Regions from separate parts of the Homo sapiens genome. Here region 2 is linked to region 1. The links are chromatin loops, found by intact Hi-C in ENCODE. Cell type or tissue: testis. All regions are shown on one strand. Each heading gives the region's core, and the rest is flanking DNA. Links, peaks and the distances in the headings are about the cores only.

Evidence for each region. A loop is a pair of places that touch in the nucleus more often than their neighbours do. Peaks named below come from ENCODE experiments on the same cell type or tissue, not always from the same donor. Only the 100,000 strongest peaks of a DNase experiment are listed, where the experiment ranks them.
Region 2: it touches region 1 in a loop (3-fold over the local background); 102 of 110 quality-filtered maps call a loop at or near these places.

The regions. Positions count from the first base shown.
Region 1 is chr9:32,574,465-32,585,291 of GRCh38, forward strand. No RefSeq gene overlaps it. Among named protein-coding and RNA genes, the nearest start is that of NDUFB6, 6.7 kb to the left of the region's middle. In testis, for the core only: CTCF peaks have their summits at 5,456 (motif pointing left) and 7,232 (motif pointing right); DNase peaks (open chromatin) are centred at 5,447, 6,627 and 7,237; H3K4me3 peaks cover 347 bases; H3K27ac peaks cover 2,613 bases.
Region 2 is chr9:32,963,348-32,973,260 of GRCh38, forward strand. It overlaps APTX (aprataxin), which reads right to left. Exons shown (of 8, transcript NM_001195248.2): 8 at 9,269-9,913. Among named protein-coding and RNA genes, the nearest start is that of APTX, 33 kb to the right of the region's middle. In testis, for the core only: a CTCF peak has its summit at 5,278 (motif pointing left); a DNase peak (open chromatin) is centred at 5,264.

The sequences.
Region 1 (10,827 bases), core at 3,491-8,490:
GAGGAAATAAATAGGATAGAGGAGACAGGGATAGAATCTAGACATCTCTGGAAACATCTTACTTCATAAATTTGACTTTAGAACCAAGTAAATATTTCATATTGTGAAATTAAATTTAGCTTAAAGATGTCTCCGTATTTTGAGTCCTTATATAATGAACTGCAACCCAACTTAGTATGCAATTTAACTCACAGCCTAACTTAGGAATATACTTCTGTAACAAATAACTGAGTCTCAGCCAATCATCACAGGTGGTCAACTGATCAGCCCATGTTCAAATAAGGCAAAGGCCAACCTGTAGCCAATCAAGCTGTTTCTGTATCTCATTTCTGTTTTTTTTCTATGCGTGCTGCCTGGCCTCTTTGTGGAACGATACTTTCTGAACCTCCTCTGGTTCTGAGGGCTGCCTGATTCTCAAATTGGTCATTGCTCAATTAATTTCTGCTAAATTTAATTTTTCTAAAGTTTTAATTTTAACAATATCATTACAAAACAAAATTAAATTTACAAAAAGCAGTCCATAAAAATCAAGTAAAAACCAGTAGCTCTTAATTGGTCCACTTGGTGGCATAATCTCAAAGGTACACATCATTCTAAATACAATAGCCCTTGTAACAACGCTAGGGTTAGTAGTGCCAATCCCCTCCACTTGGCACAATCAAACATCCACATATAACTTTGGACTCTCCAAAAACTTAATAGCCTACTCTTGACCAGAAGTTTTACTGATAACATACAGTCAATTAACACACATTTTGTATATGTATTATATGCTATATTATTACAATAAAGTAAGCCAGAGAAAATAAACTGTTATTAAGAAAATCATAAGGAGGCAAAGAGAGGGGTTGGTCTTGCTGTCTTGGGGTGCCAGAGGCAGAAGAAAATCCACGTATGATGGACCCTCGAAGTTCAACCTGTTTTTTTCAAGGATCAACTATAACTTTAAACCATTGAATTATTGTAAATCCACTGAGAGACAACCCGCAAAAACAAACAAAAAAAAAACAACTTAAAAAAAATCTTGGCCAGGCGTGGTGGCTCACGCCTGTAATCCCAGCACTTTGGGAGGCCAAGGCGGGTGGATCACAAGGTCAGGAGATCGAGACCTTCCTAGCTAACACAGTGAAACCCCGTCTCTACTAAAAATACAAAAATTAGCCAGGTGTGGTGGCAGGCGCCTGTAGTCCTAGCTACTCGGGAGGCTGAGGCAGGAGAATGGCATGAACCTGGGAGGCGGAGCTTGCAGTGAGCCGAGATCGCGCCACTGCACTCCAGCCTGGGTGACAGAGAGAGGCTCCGTCTCAAAAAAAAAAAAAAAAAATCTTAAACTGTTTTAAATAATCATATTGAGGATAGTGGTGTTGATCATGGTATTGTTAATCTGACACTGAAAATAACTGTTTACGTGAGTGTTGTAAAAACTGATCTTTTTTGGTATGGGGAGACATGTATATAAATTGTATGTGTTTAAGTAAAAATCCTATAGTCAAATTGTGAACAGGAAGAATCAGTATGAACTCATATTGTATTTTATCTTTAAAAATGTATATAATTTTGTCTTAGCTCTACCTGTTGATAATGGCCTAAAAGAAATTGGCAAACCAATAATCATGAGCATCTTTTGTTCTTAGGTTGTGATCTCTCATGTACATTTTCCACTGAAAGGAACTAGGACTGCTTGAAGCAGCAGTTCTCAAAAGTTTTGCTTCCAAGACTTCTTCAAATTCTTAAAAATTGTTGGAGATCCCAAAGAGCTTTTGTTTATGTGGGTTAATCTATTGATGTTTACTGCATTAGAAATTAAACATTTTAAAGTAACAATGTACTCATTAAAAAATTAGTGAGAAGAGTGCCATTGTTTTACATTTTTGTAAATGTCTTTAATGTCTTGCTTCATAAATGACAGCAGAATTGTTATAACTGCTTCTGCATTCAATCATAATGTAACACATCGTATAGCCTCTGAAAATCCCCATGTATATTTGTGAGAGAATGAGACTTTATAAGGGTAAAATAAAAAGGGCAAACAGTCAGTCATCTGTATCTGTGGGTTCCACAATTACATATTCAGCCAACCACAGATAGAAACTATTCAGGAAAAAAAACAATAAAAAGTAATATGAATTTTAAACAATACAGCCTAACAACTATTGACAGAGTATTGACATTGTATTAGGTATTATAAGTAATTGTAACTGAAACACAGGTTTAGTCACTCAACACTTGCAGAGTCCAGTTAACAAGAGCGAGGTCTGGTATAAAGAAAGTGACTTTGTATTCCAAAGCTAGCTTAGGGGAAGAAGTATGGGCTTCCAGCCTCAAAGGTACTGCTCCACTTTTGGAGCAGAAAGTGGGTACTTTCGAAAGGCAGGGGAGACAGCAAGTGGGTAGGAAGTCCACATGCTAGCTTGGCACCTTATCTACTAGGCAGTCAAGTTGGCATCTTCATGGGCAGAAATAAGTTATTAAAATGGCCAAAAACTTTCCCGGTGGGAAAGAGTTTCTCATCATGTATACTTTGGGTTGTAAATCGACTGTTACCTCTTGAGGCAATCTCCTGGTGGGTGAGAGTTTGTTCTGGAGCTTCTGAGTACAAAGTTAGATGAACTTGCCCTGTAGGGAGTGTCTGGTGAAGGGGAGGTAAAGGTTATAATTGCATTTCAAACGGGCTAGTAGGAAGTGGAGAATAGCAAGAAACAGAAGAGAAAAGAAGAAAACTAATAAAAAAAATAACTCATTCTCTTTTTCTTAGAAAAATGGGGATACTCAGTTACATAACCTAGAGATGATTTAAAGTATATGTGAGGATGTGCATAGGTTATATGCAAATACTACCCCATTTTATATGAGGGTGCTAAACCAAACTAAAATCTGGCCCGAGAAAGTCTCCATACTTGCATACTGGAGTTCTTACTTAGGAATTGCAACCTAACTTAATAGATAAGCAAACTGAAAAATCTAATGGAGACATACTTCTGTAACAATAGCTGCATCTCAGTCAATCACTGCAGCCATACTTCAGCCACTCACAGGTGGCCAACTGTCCAAACCAGGTCTAAATAAGGCAAACGCCAAGCTGTAACCAATCTGGCTGTTTCTGTACCTCACTTCTGTTGTGTTTTTTTTTTTTTTTGTATTTCAGTTTCCTTTTTCTATTCTTAAAATCTCTCCAACTGTGCAGAAATAACTCTCTGAATTTGCTGTGATTCTGAGGGCCCAATTTGCGAATTGCTTTTTCCTTGATCAATTAAACTTTGTTAAATTTAATTTGTCTACAGTTTTTCTTTTATCAAGGGAGATGAGCATCTGTGGATTTGGGTATCTGAGAGGGGTCCTGGGACCCTCAGTATCCTTGGGGACATGGATACTGAGTGATAACTCTTACTATGAAAATAATCTTGACATCACGGACCCCATAAAAGGATCACAGGGACTCTTAAGAGGACCTGGGCCAAACTTTGAGAACCTCTGCCTTGGAAAAATGGCTAACCCCAGGCCTGGGTCGGATTAGGAAACGTAAAGAAAGCCTGGAACATCTTATCATGTCGGAAAGCAGGGAAGTTTTAAAGGCCAGTAGGGTTATGTCAAAAGGATTTGGGAGCCAACTTAAATAGGTTCCCACTGGTTAAAGATGGGAAAATTTGAGCATCGACAAGTATAATAACTTCAGTGGATTGAAAAATATCAAATATATTCACATACATGAATTCATAATGATTTTTTAAAACCTCACTTGTCACCTTTGGATGATGTTAGGGAACTGTGATGTTGTAAAACAGATATTTGGTCTTCTTCCCATTTCCTGGCACATAGCTTCTAAAATCCTTGGAATCTCCAAAGTGATGTGTCTTTTTGTATGCTAATGATTCATGACTGGCTTTCCCTGGATAGCCTCAGGATAAGAATTGGTCACTGGAAACAATAAGGCATAATTACAGGGTTGGGGCTTCCAGCCCCAACACCTCAACTTTTGGTGAGGAGAGAGGGCCTGAAGGTTGAGTTCATTACCAATGGCCAATAATTTAATCAGTCATGCCTGTGTAATGAAGCTTCCATAAAAATCCAAAAAGACTGGATAGCTGAACATATGGAGGTTCCTGGAGGGTGGCAGAGACGGCATGGAAACTCCACACCCCTTCCCACATACCTTGCTGTGTGCACCTGTTCCATCTGACTGTTCTTCTGTAGCCTTTGTAATATCTTTTACAATAATAAGCCAGAAAACGTGTTTTCCTGAGTTCTGTGAATTGTCCGAACAAATTAATAAAGCCAGAGCAGGGCGGTCATAGAAACCCAATTTATAGCCGATTGGACAGAAATATGGGTGAGAACTTGTTACTTCAGATCTGAAGTGGGAAGAACTCTTGTGGGGCTGAGCCCTCAACCTGTGGGTTCTGATGCTATTGTCAAAGGTGTGTGAATCAGAGCAACTCCATCTCAAATAGCTGGGTAAAATGAGGCTGAAACCCACTGGGCTGCATTCCCAGATGGTTAAGGCATTCTAAGTCACAGGATGAAATGGAAGATCAGCACAAAATACAGGTCATAAAGACCTTGGTGATAAAACAGGTTGCAGTAAAGGAGTGGGCCAAAATCCACCAAAACCAAAATAGCGACAAGACTGACCTCTGGTCATCCTTACTGGACACTCCCACCAGCACCATGACGGTTGACAAATGCCATAGCAACGTCAGGAAGTTACCCTATATGGTCTACAAAGGGGAGGCATGAATAATCCACCCCTTGTTTAGCATATCATCAAGAAATAGCCATTAAAAATGGGCAACCAGCAGCCCTCAGGGTTGCTCTGACTATGGAATAGCCATTCTTTTATTCCTTTACTTTCTTAATAAACTTCCTTTCACTTTGCACTGCGAACTTGCCCTGAATTCTTTCTTGCACGAGATCCAAGAACCCTCTCTCGGGTCTGGATTGGGACCTCTTTCCTGTAACATATTTCTCTGTCCTGCAACACTGTCTCCAGGTAGTTAGTGTCAGAACTGAATTGAATTAGAGGACACCCAGCTAGTGTCTCCTGCAGAATTGATTGCTTGCTTGAGGTCGGCTGGTCAGGGGACGGGGAGGGGAGGAGAACACCCCTGCTTCTGGTGTCAGAAGTGGGTTGTGAGACTATAGTGTGAGAAACTGAATTTGTTTTTCCTCTCTATTCTTCAGAAGAACTAACTCGTTTTGAAAACTGGCAAGGAAAAAAAATCAAGCATTTTTCTAGGCTCTCTATACAAATTGCATCTTAAAGTAATAAAATGATTCATGAGGGGAAATTTCTTCAAAGAATCATTAAAAAGCTAATGAAAGAAAAGGGGATGGCACAGTTAGAATATCACCATTTTGCAACTGTTAAAGTTTATTAATAAATCAATGCAGTGGTTTATCCGTCAATAGCTGCAAACATCTCAAAAAGGGACCAACTGCGCCTCCTGGTGGAAAGCTGCCTCATTGCCTGTGAAGTTGCCTTGCCAAACATTGAACCTGAATCTGATCAAGTTTCTAGATCTAACTAGTTATTTAATAACAGAGGAGCTCCTTATACAACACCAAAATGATACATTGAGATAAATCTAGATTGTAGGAACTGCATATAAGTGATTCGGTTTCTTATAAAATATATTGAGTAAAAAGAAAGGAGAGAGAGGAGAATCCATAGATTAAAAGAGACAGAGGGAAATTTAAACATTACCTCGATATATTAGGGAATTGTCATTAATTTTTTTGTGTATGATGATTTGTGGTTATATTTTTGAAAGGAAGTTCTAATCTCTTAGAGATCTCTTCTGAAATATTTATAGATGAAAGGGTAAGAGGTCTGAAGTTTACTTCTGAATAATTGAGAAAGGAGGAAGAAGGCATAGAGAAATAAGACTAGTAATAAGTTGGCAACTGTTGAAGCTATCTGATAGCTAAATGGGGGCTTATTATAGTCTCTCATATACTATTTTGTAAATATTTAAAAATATTCTAAATAAAAAAATTTTTTAATTATGCCTTGAGGCTGGGCACAGTGGCTAATCTCATTGCTTTGGGAGGCTGAGACAGGAGGATTCTGTAAGCCCAGGAGTTCGAGACCAGCCTAGGCAACATACTAAGACCCGCCCCCCCACCCCCCACCAAAAAAAAATGCCTTGAAGTAGTAACTAAACTGTGTATTTAAACTATTACTAATCCTCAGTCTGTCTTATTACATTTTGGACTAAAATTTTGCAAACTACTTACATTGGAACTCTCAACTTTGTTATGGTGAGATCTGAACAATTGATACTAAAGGGAGAGTAAGCCCCTGAGTGCTTAAACATCACAGGAAATACTATATTTAGGTTCCCAATTGTTACCGAGTGCAGGCTCAGCTGCTCACCACTTGCAAAGCCAATAACAAAGATGAACTACAGCTAAAGGAAAGTTACTTTATTCCAGAGCTAGCAGTGGAAAAATGGCCAAAGCTAGTGCCTTAAAGAAACCGTTTCAGCTTTCTAGGTCAAGGGTAAAGGCTAAAGGGGAGTTTGGTATGATGGGCATGCAGGAGTGGTGATAGGGGTCAGCCTATGTGACTTGTTCTGATGACTATCTTGAGCTGTTGCCCCATCTGGTGTGTGGGCTAGTGCCATCTCTGGGACAGCCAGGTTGCAAATTAACTGCAGCCTTGAAGTAATCTCCAGGTGGGGGAGAATCCCACAGTAGACTGAATTGCTTTAAGATTTAGTCTCTGGAACTTCTAAACAAACACGTAATTAGATAAGGGAAACACTGTGCAAAGGGGTGCCTGGGAGAAAGAGTGAGAGCAAAGACTATTATCTCATTGTTAAAGGCAAGACAAGGAACGGGCAGGAAAGAGAGAGAGAAAAACTTTTAAAAACAGGACACTTAGTTACACAATGAGTCATTTGATAACCCAAATGTTTCCTTTGCGAGTGGAGTTAAATACATTTAGTATTTCTTGAATTTGGAACCATCATTCTGGCTTACTCTGGGAAATTACTACATCCTCCCCACTCCCCACCACTACCACATTTGAAAATAAACATAAATAAAATCAATATTGCTTAGAAAAATATACCACTGGCTACTGATGACCACATTTCCATCCTTTCTCACTTATCTCTGGCTGTGAAACTCATGAGGCTGAGTTGAATAAAAAGGGAGCAGTGAGAGACCGTGTTCAGCTTAGCACAAGCAGAAAATGTGGACTCACAAATTCAGATAGTCTGCAAGACCTGGGTAACTACTGGAGACATTCCCACCAGAGGGCACTCTAACTTGCTGAAAAATTAGAAATACAGGTAAATTGCATTTTATCTAAGGCCTCAGTAACCAGCCCACAAAACTCAAAGGAGCTAAAGCACAGTGGGCAGGGAAGAGATGGGGCCAGGAAATAAGATGAGGAGGTGTCTTCTGTCAGTAAGGTTATGTCTTAAACTTTGGATCTGTCTAATAAGGGTCTACACCTCCAGCTATGTTTTTAAAAGCCAGTAGGGTGCTTCATTTGTCCCCTGGCAGAGTGTACTAATTGGGGCACACAGGCCGTGGATTTCAGAGGCTGTGGAGAGAAGACAGCTTTGAGTGCAAGACCTCCCCGTCAGACTGAGTCTGCAACCAGGAATGGAGATGGGAGTTCCACATCCAAGTTCCCTTTCCATTGTTCAGTCAAAAATTTAAGAGCCTTTGTCCTATCTTCATTTTAAGCACCATTTGTCCCACATAATTGAAAAAAAAATTAATTCCTCCAGAAATCCCTTTATCTCCCTGTAAGATTCTTTTTTTAGCAAAAACAAAACAAAACAAAACAAAACAAAAAATATATATATATATAGCTTCACCCAACCACACAAGACATTATTATTTTCAAGGGGACAAGGAGGCAAACTTGCTCATGTTGATCAGAAAAATCTGTGAAGATGCACAAGCGAGGGCATTCTCTTACAAATCCCTACTGTGGAATTTTCTGGTCAGTGTTTTGGAGATACACAGAAACTAATGGCATCAGCAATTCATGGTGGAGTTTGCTACTTATAGGGCAGACGGTCACACACAGTGTACCAGAGACGGAGTTTTGAGCTGCACCTTTAGTTGAATATTAGTTTCCATCTGGGGAGCACAATGGGCTTGACTACCACTGTCTTCTTATCCTTCTGATATTAGTAGAGCAGAATCACTTGTCTGACGTCTTAAACATTTAGTAGTCTAAAACAATATTCATTTGCTCAAATTTGACTTCTAGTTGGACCCCAGCGCTCTCAGTGGCAAGTGGTGCGGTGCCAGTGAAACTCTCTTCAGAAAGAGCAACTGATTGGCCCGGCGCAGTGGCTCACGCCTGTAATCCCAGCACTTTGGGAGGCCGAGGGGGGCGGATCACGAGGTTAAGAAATCGAGACCATCCTGGCTAACACGGTGAAACCCCATCTCTACTAAAAATACAAAAAAATTAGCCGGGCGTGGTGGTGGGCGCCTGTAGTCCCAGCTACTCGGGAGGCTGAGGCAGGAGAATGGCGTGAACCCGGGAGGCGGAGCTGGCAGTGAGCCGAGATCGCGCCACTGCACTCCAGCCTGGGCGACAGCTAGACTCCGTCTCAGAAACAAAAGCAAAACAAAACAAAGGAAAGAGCAACTGATTAAAATCACTAACTTTGTAACACAGGAGCCCTCGAGTTCTCTGCAAAAGTTTCTGAACTTTGTGTTTTCATTTCAATGATGATTTTAAAACTCTGGCGTGAGTATATTCTAGATCACTTGGATAACCACCTTATAACCAAATACCCAAACCGTATGAGTGTTTACAATTATGTGGGAGCCAAGAGGAGGCCCTGTAATGTTCTGGCACTTTATATGAATAAAGGTTTCATAGTCGTTCAGATGTAGGGAGGTAGTGAAGACAGTCACCTCGTAGCACACTTCACATGACACTTCCTTTAGTAGGTGAGGTAATAAATAGGCCAAATGGAAAAGCATTTATTATGACTTTTAATTGTTCTAATATTTTATTACTATCGCAACTTGGAGGGTGCTATGAAGCAGATCAGCTCTTCAAAACAATGAATTGGTTCAAATGATTGTCATTATTTAAAAGGAAAAATAGAAAAATGCCCGTGACTCAAATAATGTTCCAGTGTGTTCAAAGTCAATGCAATACACAATGAAGCATAAAATCTCCAAATGCATCTTTCCACTATTCAACCCATACCATTGTTTTTGTTTTATGAAAACATTATTCCTTGAATTTTATTAGTTTTATGCTTTTGTTTGCACTTAACTTGAAAATTAATTTCAGTTTTATAGTTGAAACAAACTATACACTGAGTGTATATGTAATTTGATGATTATGAACACTTAAAGGAATAAAAATAATTTAACACTGGAGATATGCAATAATTTTTTGCTCCTCTAAAAGGGATTATTATATTATTTAACTTTGAAAAACACTGTTATAACATCATATAAGTTTATTTTTTCTATAAAGTTATTAATAATCAACAGGGAATAAACTAAAGAAAACCAGAGTAGGCATATAATCAAAAGCTCAGCTGCACTGCCTTTTAGGGACTAGAATGACAACTAACTTTGTAGGATCTAATATTTTTTTCAAAACACATTGTTAGTATTATTTTTAGTTGACAGATAATCATTATATATGTGGCAGGGCATGGTGGCTTACGCTTGTAATCCCAGCACTTTGGGAGGCCAAGGCAGGAGGATTGCTTGAGGTCAGGAATTTGAGACGAGCCTGGGCAATATAGTGACACCCTGTCTCTAGAAAATAATAATAGTAATAAGTATATATATTTATGGGGTACAATATAATGTTTTGAATACACTGTAGAATGATTAAATCAAGCTAATTAATATATCCATCACTTACTAATTTTCTGTGGTGAGACATTAGAAATTTACTCTCTTTGGCTGGGCACAGTGGCTCACACCTGTAATCCCAGCGTTTTGGGAGGTTGAGGCGGGAGGATCACTTGAGCCCAGGTGTTCAAGATCAGTCTGGGCAACATAGTCAGACCCCCGTGTCTACAAAAATTAAAAAATTAGCCCAGCGTGGTGGTGTATGCCCATGGTCCCAGCTACTTGGGAGGCTGGGATGAGAGGATCACTTGAGACTGGGAGGCTGAGGCTAAAGTGAGCCATGATCATGCCACTGCACTCCAGCCTGGGTGACAGAGCGAGACTCTGTCTAAAAAAAAAAAAAAGAAAAGAAAAGAAAAGAAAAGAAAAAAAGATTTATTCTTTTAGCAATTTTGATGTATACACTATTTTAACTGTAGGCACCCTGCTGTGTAACACATCCCACAAATTTATTCCTCTCGCCTAACTTAAATGTTGTACCCTTTGACCAACATCTCTCTGTCTACCCACTCCCCCTTACTCCCAGCCTCTGGTAACTACCATTCTACTGTTTACTTTCATGAGTTTGACTTTTTTTAGATTCCATGTATATGTGAGATCATGTGGTATTTGTCTTTATTGCCTGGTTTATTTCATGTACTATAACGTCCTCTAATTCATTCATGCTGTTGCAAATGACAGGATTTCCGTATTTTTTTAAGGCTGAATAGCATTCCATTGTGTATACATACCACATTTTCTTTAGCTATTCATTCACTGATGAACACTTAGGTTGATTCCACATCATAGGCTATTGTGAATAGTGCTGCAATGAACATGGGGGCACAGATAAAAATCTTTTCAACATATTGATTTCAATTCCTTTGGATATATATCTAGAAGTAGAATTGCTAGATCATATGGTAGTTCTATTTGTAGTTTTTTGAGGAAAGATCTAGTATTCTTAGATGTAAGAGATTATTCTTTAAT
Region 2 (9,913 bases), core at 2,507-7,506, 390 kb after region 1:
ACTGTTGGTGGGAGTGTAAACTAGTTCAACCATTGTGGAAGACAGTGTGGTGATTCCTCAAGGATCTAGAACTAGAAATACCATTTGACCCAGTGATCCTATTACTGGGTATATACCCAAAGGATTATAAATCATGCTACTATAAAGACACATGCACACATATGTTTATTGCAGGACTATTCACAATAGCAAAGACTTGGAACCAACCCAAATGTCCATCAATGATAGACTGGATTAAGAAAATGTGGCACAGATACACCATGGAGTACTATGCAGCCATAAAAAACGATGAGTTCATGTCCTTTGCACGGACATGGATGAAGCTGGCAACCATCATTCTCAGCAAACTATCACAAGGACAGAAAACCAAACACCACATGTTCTCACTCATGGGTGGGAATTGAACAATAAGAACACTTGGACACAGGGTGGGGAACATCACACACCAGGGCCTGTCGTGGGGTAGGGGGCTGGGGGAGGGATAGCATTAGGAGAAATACCTAATGTAAATGACATTAATGGGTGCAGCAAACCAACTTGGCACATGTATACCTATGGAACAAACCTGCACGTTGTGCATATGTACCCTAGAACTTAAAGTGTAATAAATGTATATATATATATATGTGTATGTATGTGTAGATACATGTGTGTGTATATATATGTGTATATATATATGCATGTGTGTGTGTATATACATATATGTGTGTGTGTGTATATATATATATATACACACACACGAAAATTAGCCAGGCATGGTGGCAGATGCCTGTAATCCCAGCTACTCGCGGGGCTGAGGCAGGAGAATTGCTTGAACCTGGGAAGTGGAGGTTGCAGTTAGCCAAGATTGTGCCATCACACTCCAGCCAGGGGGACAAGAGTGAGACTTCGTCTCAAAAAAAAAAAAAAAAGTTTTCAATTTTTAAATTTCTACTGCTATCAGCTTTTTATTCTGAATATTGTTTATTTTTGCCTTCTTTATAAATCAACTTATGTCATTATTACTGTTATATGCAATATATGTTTTACATAAGAAAATAAATGTCTTTTCTCACTAAAAAAAAAAATATTCCCCATCTGATAATGCTTAAAAATGCTTCAACTGGACATTCACGGAAATGAATCTAAATAACAATCTTACCCCTTTCACAAAAATTAACTCATAGACATAATGGATCACAGACATAAATATAAAACATAAAAGTATAAAACTCCTAGAAGATAATATAGGAGAAAATCTAGGTATCTAGGTGACCTTGAGTTTAGCAATGACTTTACAACACCAAAATACAATTTACAAAAGATAAAATGTAAAAATTGGACTTCGTTAAAATTAAAAATCCTTCAATTGAGGACAAAGCTTTTTGTTGTACAAAAAGAATTGAAATGCAAATTCCTGTCTGGAAAAGATAATAGTGATCTGTAAAATCATGCTGAAGTATAAAAGACTAATAGCAGATCCTGTGTTTCTGTGCTCGGGGGTAGAAGGCTACTCATGTATAAGAAAATAGGAAGAAACAATATTTGTGGGCTAAGGTGGAAGGATCACTTGAACCCAGGAGTTCAAGGCTGCAGTGAGTTATAATCATGCCATTGCACTCCAACCTAGGTGACAGAGTTAGAACCCATCTCAAAAAAAGAAAAAAGAAAAAAAAATTTGTGAAATATACAAGGAGCAAAGCCTTATCCTACACTTAAGCATCCTGACATGTGACTTCTCTGATGGAAACAAGAAAACCTGATGGTTCAGGTCTTGAAACTAGAGTAAGTATTTTCTTCTTATCAACAGCCAAGGCAGTCTCTGTAAATCTCAGGTCCAACCCAACATTCAATTTATAGCCATAAATATTTTCATTATTTTTAAAAATTTATTTCATCATAAAAATAAAATTCTTTTTTTTTCTTTTTGAGACCCAAAAGAGACTCCAGCTTGTCACCCAAGCTGGAGTGCAGTGGCATGACCACGGCTCACTGCAGACTTGACCTCCCAGACTCAAGCAATCCTCACCTCAGCCTCCTGAGCAGCTGGGACTACAAGTGTTTGCCACCACACCCAGCTAATTTTTTAACTTTTTTTTTTAGAGATGGAGTCTCACCATGTTGCCCAGGCTGATCTCGAACTCCTGGGCTCAAGCAATCTGCCTGCTTCAGCCTCCCAAAGTGCTGGGATTACAGGTGTAAGTCACCATACCCAGCCAAAAGAAAATTCTTAATATTAAAGTATATGAACTTTGACTCAAAAGTTTTTTTTTAAAGCAAAAGAAAAGGCAAAAATAAGAGTTATAAAGAAAACCTACTTTTCTAAAAAACAGCGTTTTATAAGCAGACATCTAGCAAATATTATCAAGAAAAAAAGAAGAAATACAAAATGCAAGAAATGAGAAATTGGAATAGGAACAACAGAAGTCAAAATGTGGCCAAAAAGGCCAGGTGCAGTGGCTTATGCCTATAATCCCAACACTTTGGAAGGCTGATGGGAGGATCCCTTGAGGCCAGGAGTTCAAGATCAGCCTGGGCAACATGGTGAGACCCTGTCTCTACCAAAAAAAGAAAAAAAAATTAATCAAGTATATAATCTTTGTTTGTCTCTCAAAAATATATTAAAAGGGACTCATTTATACCCAGAGAGACCAACCCTTCTTCAAATCCCCTTCTTTTCCCCAAATCTCCCAGAGCCCTCCAAAGCTCCCACTTCCCAGATGCCTCAAAGTCTGCCCCAAATATTCACCTATCTTTTTCAGTCCTTCACCCCCTTCTGTCTTCACTATGTAGATTGGTTTAGCTTCACTAACTTTTTTGTTTTCTTTCCACTTCTCCCATTACTTGATTTCTCTAACACAAAGGATGTTCTGGGAACTGATCCAACAAGCCAAAATTCTAACCATTCTTCTCATTTTCCATCTTTTCTTCCCCTTTTCCTGATACTTTTGTTAAAATCTGGGGACCAGGCCAAATACATAAATCAATCTATAAATCTTATTCCCCAAACCCATCCCATCACGAATGTTTCAGAGTCAAAGTCAATACTGAAAGAGAAGCCCTAGGGAACCAAGAGGATTCACCCCCAGAATTCAAGGTGGTTCAGTATTTGGAAACCAAATGTAACATTTCATATCAACATAATTTACAAGGGAAATCATGGGATCTCAATGGGTGGTGAAAGGCATTTGTAAGTACAAACAGAAAGTTGCTATGGACAGCAATTTTGAATAACTAAAATGTAGTTGGTGTCTCGCAGACATTGAGGTTAGGGGCAAACAGAGAAAAAGCCACTATTTTTCTAGATCTAGTGTTAGGAATATCAGATCCATCAGATCAAATGAATTACCTTCACGTGTGTCATTCTCAGACTCAAGCAAATTTGGTCTTGAAATCTGGCCTTGCAGGATGCCTGTCTCTGGAGGGCCACAGAACACTCGAATGGAACTGGCATTATTTGTAAAAAAAAAAAAAAAATTAGCCACTTTTTGTTGTATCAGCTATTAATATAAATAATTGAATGTTGATTACATTCCTTTGTGACCTATCACTTTTTAAAAATAAAATTTGAGGCTTTTTTCACACTCCCAAATATGTATTCACTGTAGCTAATTTAGAAGCGTGCACAACAATATAACACAATTTAAATTATCCACATTCTTACCACCAAGAGAGGACCGCTAATTAACGTTTTAGTATATTCTCTCCCAGCATGAATTTGGGAATGCAAGCACTCTTGATGTTTAATTAGGACATAAGTTGGTTGCTGATATTATAAGTCACTTCTATGTTTCAAATCCCTCAATGGAACATCAGAGGCTACTAGAATAAAGAGTTCTGATAGATTCTCCAGGCAAGAGATTAAACTTTGCCCCAAAGCACCAGAGAGATTAGATGCCCAGTGGTAGCAGAGTGACTTTCTGTGTGTAGTTTGGAAAAAAGGACTGCCAGTTGGTTCAAAATAATTAGAATCTAGGGGATACACACACACACACACACACACACACACACACACACACACACACACACACGCACACCAGCTGAGAAGACCTGCCCTAGAAAATCCATGGATTATTGATTTTTGGGGTGCTTCCCTTGAAATTACATGCAAAACATATGGGAAAGGGGCTATCATCTTCACCAAATTTTGGATCTATGACTCCCTCAAAATGTCAGGACCCCTGGTACATAAAGTCCTTTTCAATTTTAATATTCTTGTACTCTTTGGCATTGGAGCTTTTATTCTGCCTGCTTAAAAGACAGAAGGCTTGGAAGAGATGGAAGACAGATGAAGCTAGGTTCTTCTATCAAAAGGAGGTTTGCGGGGAAGCTGGCCCATGGAAAATGCAGACACAGCCCTTTACCTTCTCTGTATATTGACCGTCCTGCTTTGACAGTGCTTCCTCTAATATTTGACCACCAGCGACTTAGCAATTGTCGATGTAAAAATGATGCCATTTTTGAAGAATATGCCCAAAAGAAGTGTCTGCTACCAGTGCTACTCCCAGGTATTCTTGTGATGTGAACAACAGTCACTAACTTGGGGTCAAATTAAGAAAATTTGCCAGCATATTTTCAATGCCTACCATGCATTGACATGCCCCAAGACCCATTTCATGATTGCCAGAATCAGGCTTCAACCTTGGCTCTAGCCAACTTATTATTTTTTTTAATAGAAAGAATGTTTTTTGGGGTTTGTTTGTTGAGACACAGTCTTGATCTGTCACCCAGGCTGGAGTGCAATGGCACGATCTCAGCTCACAGCAATCTCTGCCTCCTGGGTTGAAGCGATTCTCGTGCCTCAGCCAGCCAAGTAGCTGGGATTACAGGCGCGTGCCACCACACCTGGCTAATTTTTGTATTTTTGGTGGAGACAGGGTTTTGCCATGTTGGCTAGGGGCTAGGCTGTTCTCGAACTCCTGACCTCAAATGATCCGCCAGCCTCAGCCTCCCAAAGTGCTGGGATTATAGGCGTGAGCCATCGCGCCCAGCTTCCAGCCAACTTTAGAGTCTATTTCACCTCTCAGCCAAACAGCCTCCCAGTCAATCGTGTATGTTTTGTATTTTGACCCACACACTGGTTTTCCCTCAAACTTCTATCTTAATTAGGAGATACGTTAAACACACATCAGTCTTATTTTAAAAGCCCCTTAAATATTTTATTTTGAAGCATTGATTCTGAAACATAAGATACTTTATAAAAGGGCTTCAAAAACAGCTTTGTCTTGTGGAAGACAATTAAAAATTTATTGTTCAAATGCTGCCATCTGGTGGCCAAACATGGCAAGCCCCGAAAATAGACCATTCACAGAAAAGATACGGAAAACCCCAGTTTCCCTAATCACTTGCTTTGTTAGCAAAGATTTGGAAAATTCTGTGGAAAAATATTAACATGCTTATGTTCCACTAATTCTAACCTGTAAGATATACTTTTTTCCCATAAACAATGGCAGTAAGATGTTTATCAGAATGTTTCCAAAGTCATATGAAGGAAAAATGAAGAAGGCAAGAAAAAATGTTTAAATAAAAAAAATTAAAGATCAACACCTGTGAAAAAAAGGGATTTAAAAAATAAAAATAACTGTTTCTAAGGGCAAAGATGCAGACTCACTGGACAACATGCTTGCCAATCAAATTCAGATGTAACAGAAAAAGTTATCTTTTCTACATCCATTCCAAGTGTATTGACACAGGTGTCATTCACTCAACGAAATTTTATTGCAAGGCTGTTTTGTTCCATATTCTTTTAATTTCGTTGGGTACATGATGGAGAACCAAAAAAACTACCTTTCCTAGAGAACCTCATGAGAAACAGGGACCCCACACCGTAAGATTGTACGTACGGTTGCACCCTATGTGGCCCTCAGTCTCAAGTGAGTGTGAGCTAAAAGCTTCTGCTTGCAGGGCATGCCTTTTCTCATTCACATAAAGGGGACATAGAGGCTTTGAGCTACTGCGGGGATGTGGGGGATTCAGATACCTATTGGGGCCTCCCTCCCACATCTTGGGTCTCTTTCCTAATGCCTGGCCAGCTGGAGGGAACACATTTTAGTATTTGACCTATTGACCCTCTTGCTTTGTCATGAACATCTTCCACTTTGTGGGTTCTCGAAAGCAGTCCTAGTCTCTGAGCAATGTATTTGTAACCTAGAGAATGCCTGTGATTCAGCTGCTCAACTGGCTCTTCAGACATCCCCAGATGCCCCCTTCTCTGCCCTGGGCCCAGCTTCCTACCTCCAGAATGCAGCTGGGGAAAGAGCCGCAAAGGCTGGTGGTCTGGTGACCCAGGACATGGAGGTGCCTCTGGACCCTGGCAACTCCAACTAGCATTCTAGGAGGACCTCCCACAGTTTCTGGAGAAGATTCTACAAAAGGTCTTTGGCCAGTAACTAATTCTTCAATGTGAATAAATGATAGTTTTTTTCCTCCAATAAATGTCAAACAGTACTAGTTGGGGGTGGGGGCAGTGGGTTGTGTCAGCTTTCAACTTGTGGCTGCCAGAACTACAATGCTTCTTCTTGGTTGGTAAAATATTTAAAAAAAAAAAAAAAAAAGCCTGGCGCAGTGGCTCACGCCTGTAATCCCAGCACTTTGAGAGGCTGAGGTGGGAAGATCACTTGAGCTCAGGAGTTTGAGACCAGCTTGGCCAACATGGTGAAACCTCATCTCTATTAAAAATATAAAAATTAGCCAGGCATGGTGGTGGGCGCCAGTCCTCCACAGTGACCTGAGACCCCTCCTGTATATCCCAGATGCATGGTAATGACCCTTTTCTCTTGAGATTCTTAAACTGGGGTCCACAGACCCTATGGAAGCACGTCAGTGGCTCCATAAATTCCCTGATAACATATACAAAATGTGTAAATATTCATTATGCTGAAGAGGTTTCACGGCTTTCATCACATTTTTAAAAATTAGTCTATGGTAGAATCTTCAGAGCCCTGCGAAAGTCTCCCTCCAAGTTGGAGTTGTTGGAAGCAGAGGGAAGCATTTAGGCCAACACTGACAGATGAGTCCTAACTCTCTGATATCCAGCCATGTCCAGTCTGTGTGACTATCAGATGCCAGGCTCTAGAAAATATCCCTGAATCTAAAGACATCCTTAACTACCATCTCAAGTATGATCTAGTCCCTACAAGGACCATTTGTACCTGGGTATCTCAGAGACAGGCCCAGAGAAGGAAAAATACTTACGCTCTGAGCCTAAGGCTGGCAGCGTTCATTACAGGTCCCAGACCAAGCCACTGGACTGATCTCTGGGCATGAAGAGGGAACGGGAGCAACTGAGGGGAAGTCATCTCCAGACATGGCTCCTAAGAGCCTGGGGCCAAAGGAGCTCTGCCAAACTCCTGAAGAAAGGAAGGGCTGATCCCTGTAACGAGGGACTCCCCTTCAGCTAATGCCGGAGGTCTCCCCAGACTCTGAAATAACCCTGACACAGCAGAGGGAAGGCAGACCTATGACAGGCCCAGGCAGCTAACCAGAAAATGCTATTTGTGTCCTGGCAGGGAACAGCCAAATCCATAAGCTTCAGAAATGCAAGGTGCTTTGAAGCCAAAGGTTCATTTATATTGTGGTTCTCAAACATCAATAAAATCAAGTTCATCCTGAATGGTTTAAAATGAAGATTCTTAGGCCCTCAGGATTGTGATTCAGTAATTATTTGGTAAAGCCCAAGTGCTTACATTTTTTTAAAGGGAAACCAGTAATTCTGATCTAAGGAGTCCATGGAGTACATATTTAGAAAGTTTCCAGGGGCAGTAAGGCTTCAGATGCAGAGAGAGGCATGGATAAGGTGAATTCCTCTTTCCCAGCCTCCACTGAGATAAAAGCAGAGGCTTCCAGTTACCATTTATTGAGTCTTTCTCTATGCAAGATACTATGCTAAACCCTTTACATAGATTATTTAATCCTTATAACTCAACTCTGTTATGCTCATTTACATATGTGAATTCCAAAGTTCAGAGAAAATAAGTAACTTGCCCAAGATCCCTCAGCTGTGAGTAGCAGAGCCAGGACTGGAACCCAGGTCTGAATCCAGAGCCTGTTTTTAACTAATATGCCCATGATTTTTTTTTTTTTTTTTTTTTTTTTTTTGAGATGGGGTCTCACTCTGTCACCCAGGCTGGAGTGCAGTGGCACAATCTCGGCTCACTGCAAGCTCCGCCTCCTGGGTTCACACCATTCTCCTGCCTCAGCCTCACAAGTAGCTGGGACTACAGGTGCCCGCCACCATGCCCGGCTAATTTTTTTTTTGTATTTTTAGTAGAGGCGGTGTTTCACCATGTTAGCCAGGATGGTCTCGATCTCCTGACCTTGTGATCTGCCCGCCTCGGCCTCCCAAAGTGCTGAGATTACAGGCGTGAGCCACCGTGCCCAGACAATTTTCAAGAGTTTCTGTGCCTGGTACCTGATGACAGCAAATAAAAGGCTATGAAGCCACATGCCCTCTGCAGCTGGGTTGGGGAAGAACGTCCAGGAGCCACAGTGTATGTAGACAACCACCTCAGGAGACGAAGCAGACAATCAAGCAGGCCCAAAGGTCCAGCATCAAGCCAGATAGAAGAACTATGGATGGATGGACTAATGACCTAAGGATTACAATCCTGGAGTGCAGAAGGAGCAGAGAAAAGAGATGAAAGATGTTGGGAATGAGAGATGGACAAAAAGGGCTAAAGGAACTGGCTGATCTCAGGGAAATCAATGAAATGCCACGGAAAGCTTTTGATCAGCACAGGTCCAAGGCCCCTGGGTTCTATGGCTTCTGCTGTTAGTCTTGCATTTATACTGTTCAATTGATAAGAAAAATAATGAGTTGATGCATCAGAATCAATACCAACTTTGGATAGTGCCCAGGAACCATTGTAGAATATTAGATGCTCATCCACTAAAGGGGCATAACAATAGCACGTAACCTCATAGAGTTATGTACAGTGAGAATTCAATGAGATCACTTGAGTACAGTGTTTAGCATAATGCAGGACACACAGGAGTCAGACAAATGTGAGCTGCTATGATCATTAATTATATAATTATTACTATACCTATGTTCACTAAGTAACCACTGTGGCATCTTGTTTGTTTGTGAAAGACATTGAGGTCAAATGTCTCTATGGACTGTGGCTTTTTCTCTCCAGAAGAAGCTTTTGTTAAGGGTGTTTCCTTTTTTCTCACAACTTGAGTGAAAAGTCACATCCCCAAAGATATCCACAATTTCATCAAACCCAACTTTTTAGTTTTCCCTTCACCTTTAGTTCTAATATTATCCCAAAAAACAACTGAATACAACTGTTTTATCCAAATTTATTCTCAGGGAAAAAGAAAGTAGTGGCTCTACGCAACTTTTTCATTCACCAACCACCTTTCCATGCATCAGAACCTATGCTGTGATTGTTAGCTGAACTTCAATAGTTTCCACCTACTTAAGAGAGATGCCTCAAACAAATTAACTTTATTTTCAGACAACAGGTCCAAGAAGACTTCACAGCTCAATCATGACGAACATGTGGCTGTTTCCTCACAGCCAGGAACCCTCGGTATTAGAAGAAAACTCCAACCCCCCACACCATCATCTAGCCTCTTTTCTCACTGTGAAGAACTGATGAGACAGAATTCCTGAGAAGGGAACATTTAGGTAATCTGGGATAGAAGGGCATGGAAGGACTGGACAAACTAAGCCTCCCCATGAAGGAAGGGAAAAGAATATTACAAAACAGACTAACAGAAAACAAGACCCATCAGTATCTTCAGGATAAACAAGAGGCCACTCTAGATGCTCTGATTAAAGGTTGTCCATGCCTACAGAGGCGGAGGATAAATCTAAGAAACAGAAATGTATAACCAGCCCAATGCTTCCATACTCTGCATTAGGTCAGTGTGAACATGGCTTTGCTCCCAATGGTCAGACCTGACATGGGTCCTTCTGAAGATGGTG